2 separate regions of the Homo sapiens genome follow, and region 2 is linked to region 1. Evidence: chromatin loops called from intact Hi-C (ENCODE). Cell type or tissue: CD4-positive, alpha-beta T cell. All regions are shown on one strand. Links, peaks and the distances in the headings refer to the core of each region. The heading gives the core; the rest is flanking DNA. Region 1 overlaps ITGAM (integrin subunit alpha M). Region 2 overlaps ITGAX (integrin subunit alpha X).

The links. A loop is a pair of places that touch in the nucleus more often than their neighbours do. Peaks named below come from ENCODE experiments on the same cell type or tissue, not always from the same donor. Only the 100,000 strongest peaks of a DNase experiment are listed, where the experiment ranks them.
Region 2: a loop joins it to region 1, with 2.1 times the contacts of the local background. A loop is called at or near these places in 6 of 110 quality-filtered maps.

Annotation. Positions count from the first base shown.
Region 1 is chr16:31,311,731-31,317,115 of GRCh38, reverse strand. All of the region lies in intron 14 of ITGAM (integrin subunit alpha M), which reads right to left. Among named protein-coding and RNA genes, the nearest start is that of ITGAX, 41 kb to the left of the region's middle. In CD4-positive, alpha-beta T cell, for the core only: no CTCF peak of the experiment used is centred there; no DNase peak of the experiment used is centred there.
Region 2 is chr16:31,365,626-31,371,010 of GRCh38, reverse strand. All of the region lies in intron 14 of ITGAX (integrin subunit alpha X), which reads right to left. Among named protein-coding and RNA genes, the nearest start is that of ITGAX, 13 kb to the right of the region's middle. RefSeq lists an enhancer at 1,846-2,452. In CD4-positive, alpha-beta T cell, for the core only: no CTCF peak of the experiment used is centred there; a DNase peak (open chromatin) is centred at 2,970.

The sequences.
Region 1 (5,385 bases), core at 107-5,106:
GCCAGAGCAATTGGGCAAGAAAAAGATAAGAAATGCATTCAAGTTAGAAATAAAGAAAAAAAAATTGTCCCTGTTTGCAATTGACATGATCTTATATATAAGAAACTTGTTATAAATACTCTACGAAAAAGTTATCAAATTTAATAAACAAATTTAGTAAAGTCATGGAATACAAAATGAACATACAAAAATTATTTGTTTCTATACACTAACAACAAACTATCTGAAAAAGAAATTAATCCTATTTACAATGGCATCAAAAAATAAAATGCTTACAAGTTAATTTAACCAAGAAGGTGAAAAATATGCACACTAAAACTATAAAACATTGACGAAAGAAAGTTAAGACAAAAATCAATGGAAAGATATCCCATATTATGGATTGAAAGAATATTTTTAAAGGTCCATACTATTCAAAGTGATCGATAGAGTCAATGTAATTCCTACCAAAATCCCAATGGCATTTCTTACAGAAATAGAAAAAACAATACTAAAATTAATATGAAGTCACAAAAGACCTCAAATATCCAAGACAATCTTGAGCATAAACAACAAAGGTAGAGGTATCACACTACCTGACATCAAAATACACCACAAAGGTATACTCAGCAAAACAGCATGACACTGACATAAAAACAGAGACATTGACCAATGGAACAGAATACAGAGCTCAGAAATGAACCCATGCATTTACAATCAACTAATTTTCTTTTCTTTTTTTTTTTTTTCCAGACGGAGTCTTGCTCTGTTACCCAGGCTGGAGTGCAGTGGCATGATGTAGGCTCACTGCAACCTCTTCCTCCCAGGTTCCCCCATTCTCCTGCCTCAGCCTCCCGAGTAGCTGGAACTACAGGTGCCCACCACCATGCCTGGCTAATTTTTTTTTTTTTTTTTTTTTTTTTTTTTTTTTTTTTTGAGACGGAGTCTCGCTCTGTCGCCCAGGCCGGACTGCGGACTGCAGTGGCGCAATCTCGACTCACTGCAAGCTCTGCTTCCCGGGTTCACGCCATTCTCCTGCCTCAGCCTCCCGAGTAGCTGGGACTACAGGCGCCCGCCACCGCGCCCGGCTAATTTTTTGTATTTTTAGTAGAGACGGGGTTTCACCTTGTTAGCCATGACGGTCTCGATTTCCTGACCTCATGATCCACCCGCCTCAGCCTTCCAAAGTGCTGAGATTACAGGCATGAGCCACCGCGCCCGGCCAACAATCAACTAATTTTCAACAAAGGTGCCAAGGGCATACAATGGGGAAAGGACAGTCTTTTTAACAAATGGTGTTAAGAACACTGGATATCCACAGGCAAAAGAATGAAACTGAGCCTTTATCTCAAACCAAATACAAAAATCAAAAGTGCTGGGCCGGGTGCAGTGGCTCACGCCTGTAATCCCAGCACTTTAGGAGACTGAGGCGGGTGGATTACCTTAGATCAGGAGTTCAAGACCAGCCTGGCCAACATGGTGAAACCCCGTCTCTATTAAATATACAAAAAAGTAGCCAGGCATGGTGGCGGAGGCCTGTAATCCCAGCTACTTGGGAGGCTGAGGCAGGAGAATCGCTGGGACCCGGGAGGTGGAGGTTGCAGTGAGCTGAGATCGTGCCACTGCACTCCAGCCTGGGCAATAGAGAGAGACTCCATCTAAAATAAAATTAAATTAAAAAATAAAAAAATTAAAAAGTGAGTTAAAGGCTTAAATGTAAGATCTAACACTATAAACTATTAGAAGGAAACGTAGAGGGAAAGCTTCATGACATTGGTCTGGGCAATGATTTTTTTATATGATCCTGAAAGCACAAGCAACAAAAACAAAAACAGACAAATGGAATTGCATCAAACTAAAAAGCTTCTGCACAATAAAGGAATAATTAACAGAGTGAAGAGACAACCTACAGACTGGGGGAAAATATTTGCAAACCACACAACTGATAAATGGTTAATATCCATAACACATAAAGAACTCAATAGTAAGAAAATAAATAACCCAATTTAAAAATGGGCAAAGAGGGCCGGGTTCGGTGACTCACACCTGTAATCCCAGCACTTTGGGAGGCTGAGGCAGGTGAATCACTTGAGATCAGGAGTTTGAGACCAGCCTGGCCAACATGGTGAAATGCCATCTCTACTAAAAATACAAAAATTAGCTGGGTGTGGTGGTGGGCACCTGTAATCCCAGCTACTCAGGAGGCTGAGGCAGGAGAATCACCTGAACCTGGAGGCAGAGGTTGCAGTTCACGCTACTGTACTCCAGCCTGGGTGACAGACTGAGACTCCATCTCAAAAAAAAAAAAAAAAAAACCCTGCCTCCTACTACCACAGGAGGAACAGCCTAACCGTTTGCTGTAAAAGTTGGCTGTAGCTGATCTTGTGAAAACTACTTTAAATTTCATATGCAGCCAAAAAAGAGCCCATATAGCCAAGACAATCCTAAGCAAAACAACAAAGCTGGAAGCATCACACTACCTGACTTCAAACTATACTACAAGGCTACAGTAACCAAAACAGCATGGTACTGATACCAAAACAGATATATAGACAAATGAAACAGAACAGAGGCCTCAGAAATATCACCACACATCTACAACCATCTGATCTTCAACAAACCTGACAAAAGCAGGAAATGGGGAAAGGATTCCCTATTTAATAAATGCTTCTGGGAAAACTGGCTAGCCATATGCAAAAAACTGAAACTAGATCCCTTCCTTACACCTTATATAAAAATTAACTTAAGATGGATTAAAGACTTAAATGTAAAATTTACAACCATAAAAACCCTAGAATAAAACCTAGGCAGTACCATTCAGGGCATAGGCATGGGCAAAATCTTCCTTACTAAAACACCAAAAGCAATTGCAACAAAAGCCAAAATTGACAAATGAGATCTAATTAAACTAAAGAGCTTCTGCACAGCAAAAGAAACTATCATCAGAGTGAACAGGCAGCCTACAGAATGAGAGAATATTTTTGCAATCTATCCATCTGACAAAGGTCTAATATCCAGAATCTACAAGGAACATAAACAAATTTACAAGAAAAAAACAAACAACCCCATCAAAAAATGGGCAAAGGATATGAACAGATACTTCTCAAAAGAAGACATTTATGTGGCCAACAAACATATGAAAAAAAAAAGCTCATCACTGGTCATTAGAGAAATGCAAATCAAAACCACAATGAGATACCATCTCATGCCAGTTAAAATGATGATCATTAAAAAGTCAGGAAACAACAGATGCTGGAGAGGATGTGGAGAAATAAGAATGCTTTTACACTGTTAGTGGGAGTGTAAATCAGTTCAACCATTGTAGAAGACAGTGTGGCGATTCCTCAAGGATCTAAAACCAGAAATACCATTTGACCCAGCAATCCCATTACTGGGTATATACCCAAAGGATTATAAATCATTCTACTATAAAGACACATGCACATGTATTTTTACTGAAGCACTATTTACAATAGCAAAGACTTGGAACCAACCTAAATGCCCATCAATGATAAACTGTATAAAGAAAATGTGGTACATATACACCATGGAATACTATGCAGCCATAAAAGAGAATGAGTTCATGTCCTTTGCAGGGACATAGATGAAACTGGAAACCATCATTCTCAGCAAACTAACACAGGAACAGGAAAGCAAACACCACATACTCTCACTCATAAGTGGGAGTTGAACAATGAGAATACATGGACACAGGGAGGGGAACATCACTGGAGCCTGTTGAGGGGTGGGGATCAAGGGGGAGGGAGAGCATTAGGACAAATACCTAATGCATGTGAGGCTTAAAACCTAGACAACGGGTTGATGGGTGCAGCAAACCACCATGGCACTTGTATACCTAGGTAACAAACCTACATGTTCTGCACATGTATCACAGAACTTAACGTATAATTTTTTTTTTTGAGACGGAGTCTCGCTCTGTTGCCAGGCTGGCGTGCAGTGGTGCAGTCTTGGCTCACTGCAACCTCCGCCTCCTGGGTTCAAGCAATTCTCCTGCCTCAGCCTCCCAAGTAGCTGGGATTACAGGCACACGCCACCAAGCCCAGCTAATTTTTGTATTTTTAGTAGAGATGGGGTTTCACCATGTTGGCAAGGCTGGTCTTGAACTCCTGACCTCGTGATCCGCCCGCCTCGGCCTCCCAAAGTGCTGGGATTACAGGCATGAGCCACTGTGCCTGGCCCAATGTGTAATTTAAAAAAGAAAAAATAAATAAAAACATGAAGATTTAAAAAAAAAAAAAAAAAGACTGCTCCCTACTACCACAGGAGGACGGACCAGCCTAAGCATTCACTGCAAAAGATGGCTATAATCGATCTTGTGAAAGCATTACTGAGCAGATCAAGATCTCTGGGAATGAACACTAAAGATGTTCTGAATAAATTATAGTCCGGCTGAGTGCAGTGGCTCACACCAGTAGTCCCAGCACTTTGGGAGGCCAAGGTGGGAAGATCACTTGAGCCCAGGAGTTGGAGACCAGCCTGGGAAACATAGACAGACCCTGTCACTGCAAAAGAAATTTAAATATTAGCCAGGTATGGTGGCATACACCTGCAGTCAAAGACACTTAGGAGGCTGAGGCAGGCGGATCACATGAGCCTGGGAGGTCAAGGCTGCAGTGAGCCATGATTGCACCACTTCACTCCAGCCTGCATGACAGACCAAGACCCTGTCTCAAAAATAATAATAATAAATAATAAATACATTTTAATGCAGTGGCATTTTAGTGTCTTTTTTGAAAACAAAAATTACATGTAATGTTACATTCTTGCATGTTCTTTGTTGATAGCATTAATTGATTCATTGGATTTCTTTTCTTTTTCTTTTTTATTATTATAATACTTTAAGTTTTAGGGTACACATGCACAACGTGCAGGTTTGTTACATATGTATACATGTGCCATGTTGGTGTGCTGCACCCATTAACTCGTCATTTAGCATTAGGTATATCTCCTAATGCTATCCCTCCCCCCTCCCCCCACCCCACAACAGTCCCTGGTGTGTGATGTTCCCCTTCCTGTGTCCATGTGTTCTCATTGTTCAATTCCCACCTATGAGTGAGAACATGCAGTGTTTGGTTTTTTGTCCTTGCGATAGTTTGCTGAGAATGATGGTTTCCAGCTTCATCCATGTCCCTACAAAGGACATGAACTCATCCTTTTTTATGGCTGCGTAGTGTTCCATGGTGTATATGTGCCACACTTTCTTAATCCAGTCTATCATTGTTGAACATTTGGGTTGGTTCCAAGTCTTTGCTATTGTGAATAGTGCCGCAATAAACACTTGTATGCATGTGCCTTTATAGCAGCATGATGTATAATCCTTTGGGTATATACCCAGTAATGGGATGGCTGGGTCAGATGGTATTTCCAGTTCTAGATCCCTGAGGA
Region 2 (5,385 bases), core at 229-5,228, 54 kb before region 1:
ATGGAGGTAGGACCATCGGAAAGGGAGAGAAGGGGTGAGTTGTGAACAGATGTCACCAAGAAGAACCTGAAAAGAGGAGGTAGGAGTTGGGAGATGATTGCTAAGAAACAGATGTAAGAGTGGAGATAGGAAGGGTGTCCTGGTGACCCGAGTGTCATTCATTCGATCAGTCTCTAGTTCCAATTCTGACTCCTCCACGTATGAGCCACGAGGCCGTGGGCAAGGACTCAATCTGTCTGTGCCTCCGTTTCCTCATCTTTCATATAATGATACTATTAGCTCAGAGTTTAGCCATGCTCAGGAGAGGAATTCCTACGGTTCTTAGAACAGCACCCAGGATACAGCCAGCAGTCAATAATATATCACAATGAGTATTAAGGCTGAAAGGGACCTCAGAGTTTGTCCAACCTCACCTCCCTCGTTGCAAAGATGCAGGAGAGAGGTTGGGGACAGTGTCAACCCCAGGTAGCCTTTAAGAGGCTGACTGCAGACCTAACACCAGACCGTCCAACCCCAGGCCCAAGTCCCCTTTTTGTTTCTTGCTGTCACTCTGTCTCTTCAAAGGACAAGAAAAAGCCGCGGTGGGGTAGGGAGTGGTCGCACCCACACCCAGATCCACCCTCCCAGGCACTGCCTCCCCTGTAGAACCTATCACCTTCATTCCCAGTGCTCATGTTATGCCCAATCCCTGGAAGAATGTGCCCTTTAAATCTCTGTGCACCCTGGAACTAGCAGCCATTAAAAGTGATAATAATGGCTGGACGCGGTGGCTCACACCTGTAATCCCAACACTTTGGGAGGCCGAGGCGGGTGGGTCATCTGAGGTCAGGAGTTCCAGACCAGCCTGGCCAACATGGTGAAACCCCGTTTCTACTAAATAAACAAAAATTAGCTGGGCATGATGGCACATACCTGCAATCCAAGCTGCTCAGGAGGCTGAGGCAGGAGAATCACTTGAACCCGGGAGGCAGAGGTTGCAGTGAGCGGAGATTGCACCACTGTGCTCCAGTCTGGGTGACAGAGCGAGACTCTGTCTCAAAAAAAAAGGTAATAATAATGGGCAGGGCACACTGGCTTTGTGCCTGTGGTCCCAGCTACTCAGGAGTCTTTGGCAGGAGGATCTCTTCAGTCCAGGAGTTCGAGGCTGCAGTCAGCTATGATTGCGCCACTGAACTCCAGCCTGAGTGACATGATGAGATTCTGTCTCTAAAAAATAAAAATTAAAAAAAAGAAAAGAAAAAAAGGAATAATAACAAAATAAAAAGAGAAATTTACCAATTACTGAGGGAGTCTAGAAAGGCTAGGTGTACCCCCTCTAAATCTAAAAGTTCAAAAATAAAAATAAAATATTTGATTGGTAAAAAATGCTAACAATCGTTTAAGCCTTTAGCAAGGCATAATCTTTTTGCTGGTGGAGGGTCTTGCCTGATGGTGACACGGCTGACTGATCACAGTGGCAACTGCTGGAGGTTGGGGTGGCTATGGCAATTTCCTAAAATAAGACCGTGAGGAAGTTTGCTGCCTGGATGGACTCTTCCTTTCATGAAATTTCTCTGGAGCATGCGATGCTGGTTGATAACATTTGGCCACAGTAGAGCTTCTTTGAAAGTTGGAGTCGTCCGGGAGGTGAGGGGCGCCTCTGCCCGGCCGCCCCTACTGGGAAGTGAGGAGACCCTCTGCCCGGCCAGCTGCCCCGTCCGGGAGGGAGGTGGGGGGGGGGGTCAGCCCCCCGCCCGGCCAGCTGCCTCGTCCAGGAGGGAGGTGGGGGGGTCAGCCCCCCGCCCGGCCAGCCGCCCCGTCCGGGAGGTGAGGGGCACCTCTGCCCGGCCGCCCCTACTGGGAAGTGAGGAGCCCCTCTGCCCGGCCACCACCCCGTCTGGGAGGTGTACCCAACAGCTCATTGAGAACGGGCCATGATGACAATGGCGGTTTTGTGGAATCGAAAGGGGGGAAAGGTGGGGAAAAGATTGAGAAATCGGATGGTTGCCGTGTCTGTGTAGAAAGAAGTAGACATGGGAGATTTTTCATTTTGTTCTGTACTAAGAAAAATTCTTCTGCCTTGGGATCCTCTTGATCTGTGACCTTACCCCCAACCCTGTGCTCTCTGAAACATGTGCTGTGTCCACTCAGGGTTAAATGGATTAAGGGCGGTGCAAGATGTGCTTTGTTAAACAGATGCTTGAAGGCAGCATGCTCGTTAAGAGTCATCACCACTCCCTAATCTCAAGTACCCAGGGACACAAACACTGCGGAAGGCCGCAGGGTCCTCTGCCTGGGAAAACCAGAGACCTTTGTTCACTTGTTTATCTGCTGACCTTCCCTCCACTATTGTCCTATGACCCTGCGAAATCCCCCTCTGCGAGAAACACCCAAGAATGATCAATAAAAAAAATAAAAAATAAAAAAATAAATAAAAAATAAAAAATAAAAAAAGAAAGTTGGAGTCAATTCTCTCAAATTCTATGCTGATTTATCAACTACGTTTATATAATATTCTTTTTTTTTTTTTTTTTGAGACACACTTTCACTCTGTCGCCCAGGCTAGAGTGCAGTGGTGTGATCTCGGCTCACTGCAACCTTTGCCTGAGGGGTTCAAGCGATTCTCCTGCCTCAGCCTCCTGAGTAGCTGGGATTACAGACATCTGCCACCACACCCAGCTAATTTTTTTAGTAGAGATGTTTAGTAGAGAGGTTTCCCTATGTAGGCCAGGCTGGTCTTGAACTCCTGACCTCAGGTGGTCTGCCCACCTCAGCCTCCCTAAGTGCTGGGATTATGTAATATTCTTAATCTTGTGTTGTCATTTCAACAATATTTATATCATCTTCACCAGGAATAGATTCCATCTGAAAAAAAAAAAAAACACTTTCTTTCCTCATCTGTAAGAAGCAGGTCCTCATCTGTGCAAGTTTCATCATGAGACTGCAGCAATTCAGGCTCCACTTCTAATTCTGGTTCTCTATTTCCACACATCCGCAATCACTTCCTCCCCTGAAGCCTTGAGCCACTCAAAGTCATCCATGAGAATCAGAATCAGCTTCTCCCGAACTCGTGTTAATGTTGATATTTTGACCCCCTCTGATGAATCATGAATGTTCTTAATGGCATCTAAAATGGTGAATTTTTTTCCAGAAGGTTTTCAATTGACTTTGCCCAGATCCATCAGAAGAATCACTATCTATGGCAGCTATAGCCTTATGAAATGTATTTCTGAAATAATGAGACTTGAAAGTCGAAATTACTCCTTGGTCCATGGACTGCAGAATGGGTGTTGTGTTTGCAGGCATGGAAACAACACTAATCTCCTTGAACATCTCCATCAGAGCTCTTGGGTGATCAGGTGCACTGTCAATAAGCAGCAAACTTTGGAAAGAAATCTATTTTTCTGAGCAGCAGGTCTCCAGAATGGGCTTAAAACACTCAGTCAAGCATGCTATAAACAGATGTGCTGTCACCCCAGCTTTGTTCCATTTCTAGAGCACAAGAAGGGTGGATTTAGCATCATTCTTCAGGGCCCTGGAATTTTCCAAATGGTAAATGACCACTGGCTACAACTTGAAGTCCTACCAGCTGCATTAGCCTCTAACAAGAGAGTCAACTTGTCCTTTGAAGCTTTGAAGCCAGGCATTGACTTCTCTGAAAGTCCTAGATGCCATCTTCTTCCATCGAAGGCCATCTCATCTACACTGAAAACCTGTTGTTGAGTGTAGCCACCTTCATCAGAGATCTTCTGGAGAACTTGCTGCGCCTTCTCCATCTGTACTTGCTGCTTCACCTTGTACTTTTATGTTGTGGAGATTGCTTCTTTCCTTAAACCTCATGAACCCTGCTGACTTCCACCTCTGCTGACTTCCAATTTTTCTTCTGAAGCTTCCTCACGTCTCTCAGCCTTCATAGAACTGAAGAGCATTCGGACCTTGCTCTGGATTTGGCTTTGGCTTAAGGGGATGTTGTGGCTGGTTTGATCTTCTATCCAGATCACTCAGACTTCCTTCATATCAGCAATTAGGCTGTTTCACTTTCTTATCATTCATATGTTCACTGGAGTAACACTCTTAATTTCCTTCAATAACTTTTTCTTTGCATTCAGAATTTGGCTGTTTGGTGCAAAAGGCCTTCAGCCCATCTTGGCTTTTGGCATGGCTTCTTCACCAAGCTTAATCATTTCTAGGTTTTGATCTAAAGTGAGAGATATGTGGCCAGACGTGGTGGCCCACGTCTGTAATCCCAGTGCTTTGGGAGGCCAAGGCAGGCAGATCACTTAGAGTCAGGAATTCCAGACTAGCCTGGCCAACATGGTGAAACCCCATCTCTACTAAAAACACAAAAATTAGCCAGGCATGGTGGCACCCACCTGTAATGCCAGCTACTCAGAAGGCTGAGGCAGGAGAATCACTTGAACCCCAGAGGGGGAAGTTTCAGTGAGCCAAGATCACACCAGTGTACTCCAGGCTGGGTGACAGAGTGAGATCCTGCCTCAATAAATAAATAAATAGTGAGAGACATGTGACTCTTCCTTTCAGTTGAACACTTAAAGACCATTGTAGAGTTATTATTTGGCTTAATTTCAATATCATTGCATTGCAGGGAATAGGGAGGCCACAGGAGAGGGAGAGAGAGACAGGGGAGCTATCAGTGGTGGAGCAGTCAGAACACACACATTTATGAAGTTCGCCTTCATATACGGACGTGCTTCATGGTGCCCCAAAAAGAGGACAATAGCAACATCGAAGATCACTGATCACAGATCACCATCACAGACATGATAATTACAAAAAAGTTTGAAACATTGTGAGAATTACCAAAGTAACACGGAGACACAAAGTGAGTGCATGCAGCTGGGAAAACAGCACTGATAGACTTGCTCAGTGCAGGGTCGCTGCATACCTTCAGCGTGTAAAAAATGCAGTATCTGCAAAGCGCATAAAACAAGGTATGCCTGCATGTGATGGGTTGTGGGAATTGGTACGAACTGTTTGCAGTTTCATGACAACACGTGGGCCCTTGTTATTCTCAACAGTCTTTCACCCTCTTCTTTAGATTCCCCTTCAGGTGTTAAACTATGTGTTTTTTGTTTGTTTGTTTGTTTAGAGATGGAGTCTCACTCTATCACCCAGGCTGGAGTGCAGTGGCGCAATCTCAGCTCACTGCAACCTCCGATTCCTGGGTTCAAGCCATTTTCCTGCCTCAGCCTCCCAAGTAGCTGGGATTATAGGCATGCGCCATTACGCACAACTAATTTTTGTATTTTGGGTAGAGACGGGGTTTCCCCATGTTGGCCAGCCTAGTCTGGAACTCCTGACCTCAAGTGATCTGCCTGCCTCAGCCTCCCAAAGTGCTGGGATTACAGGCGGGAGCCACCGCGCCTGGCCAGTTGTTAAACTATC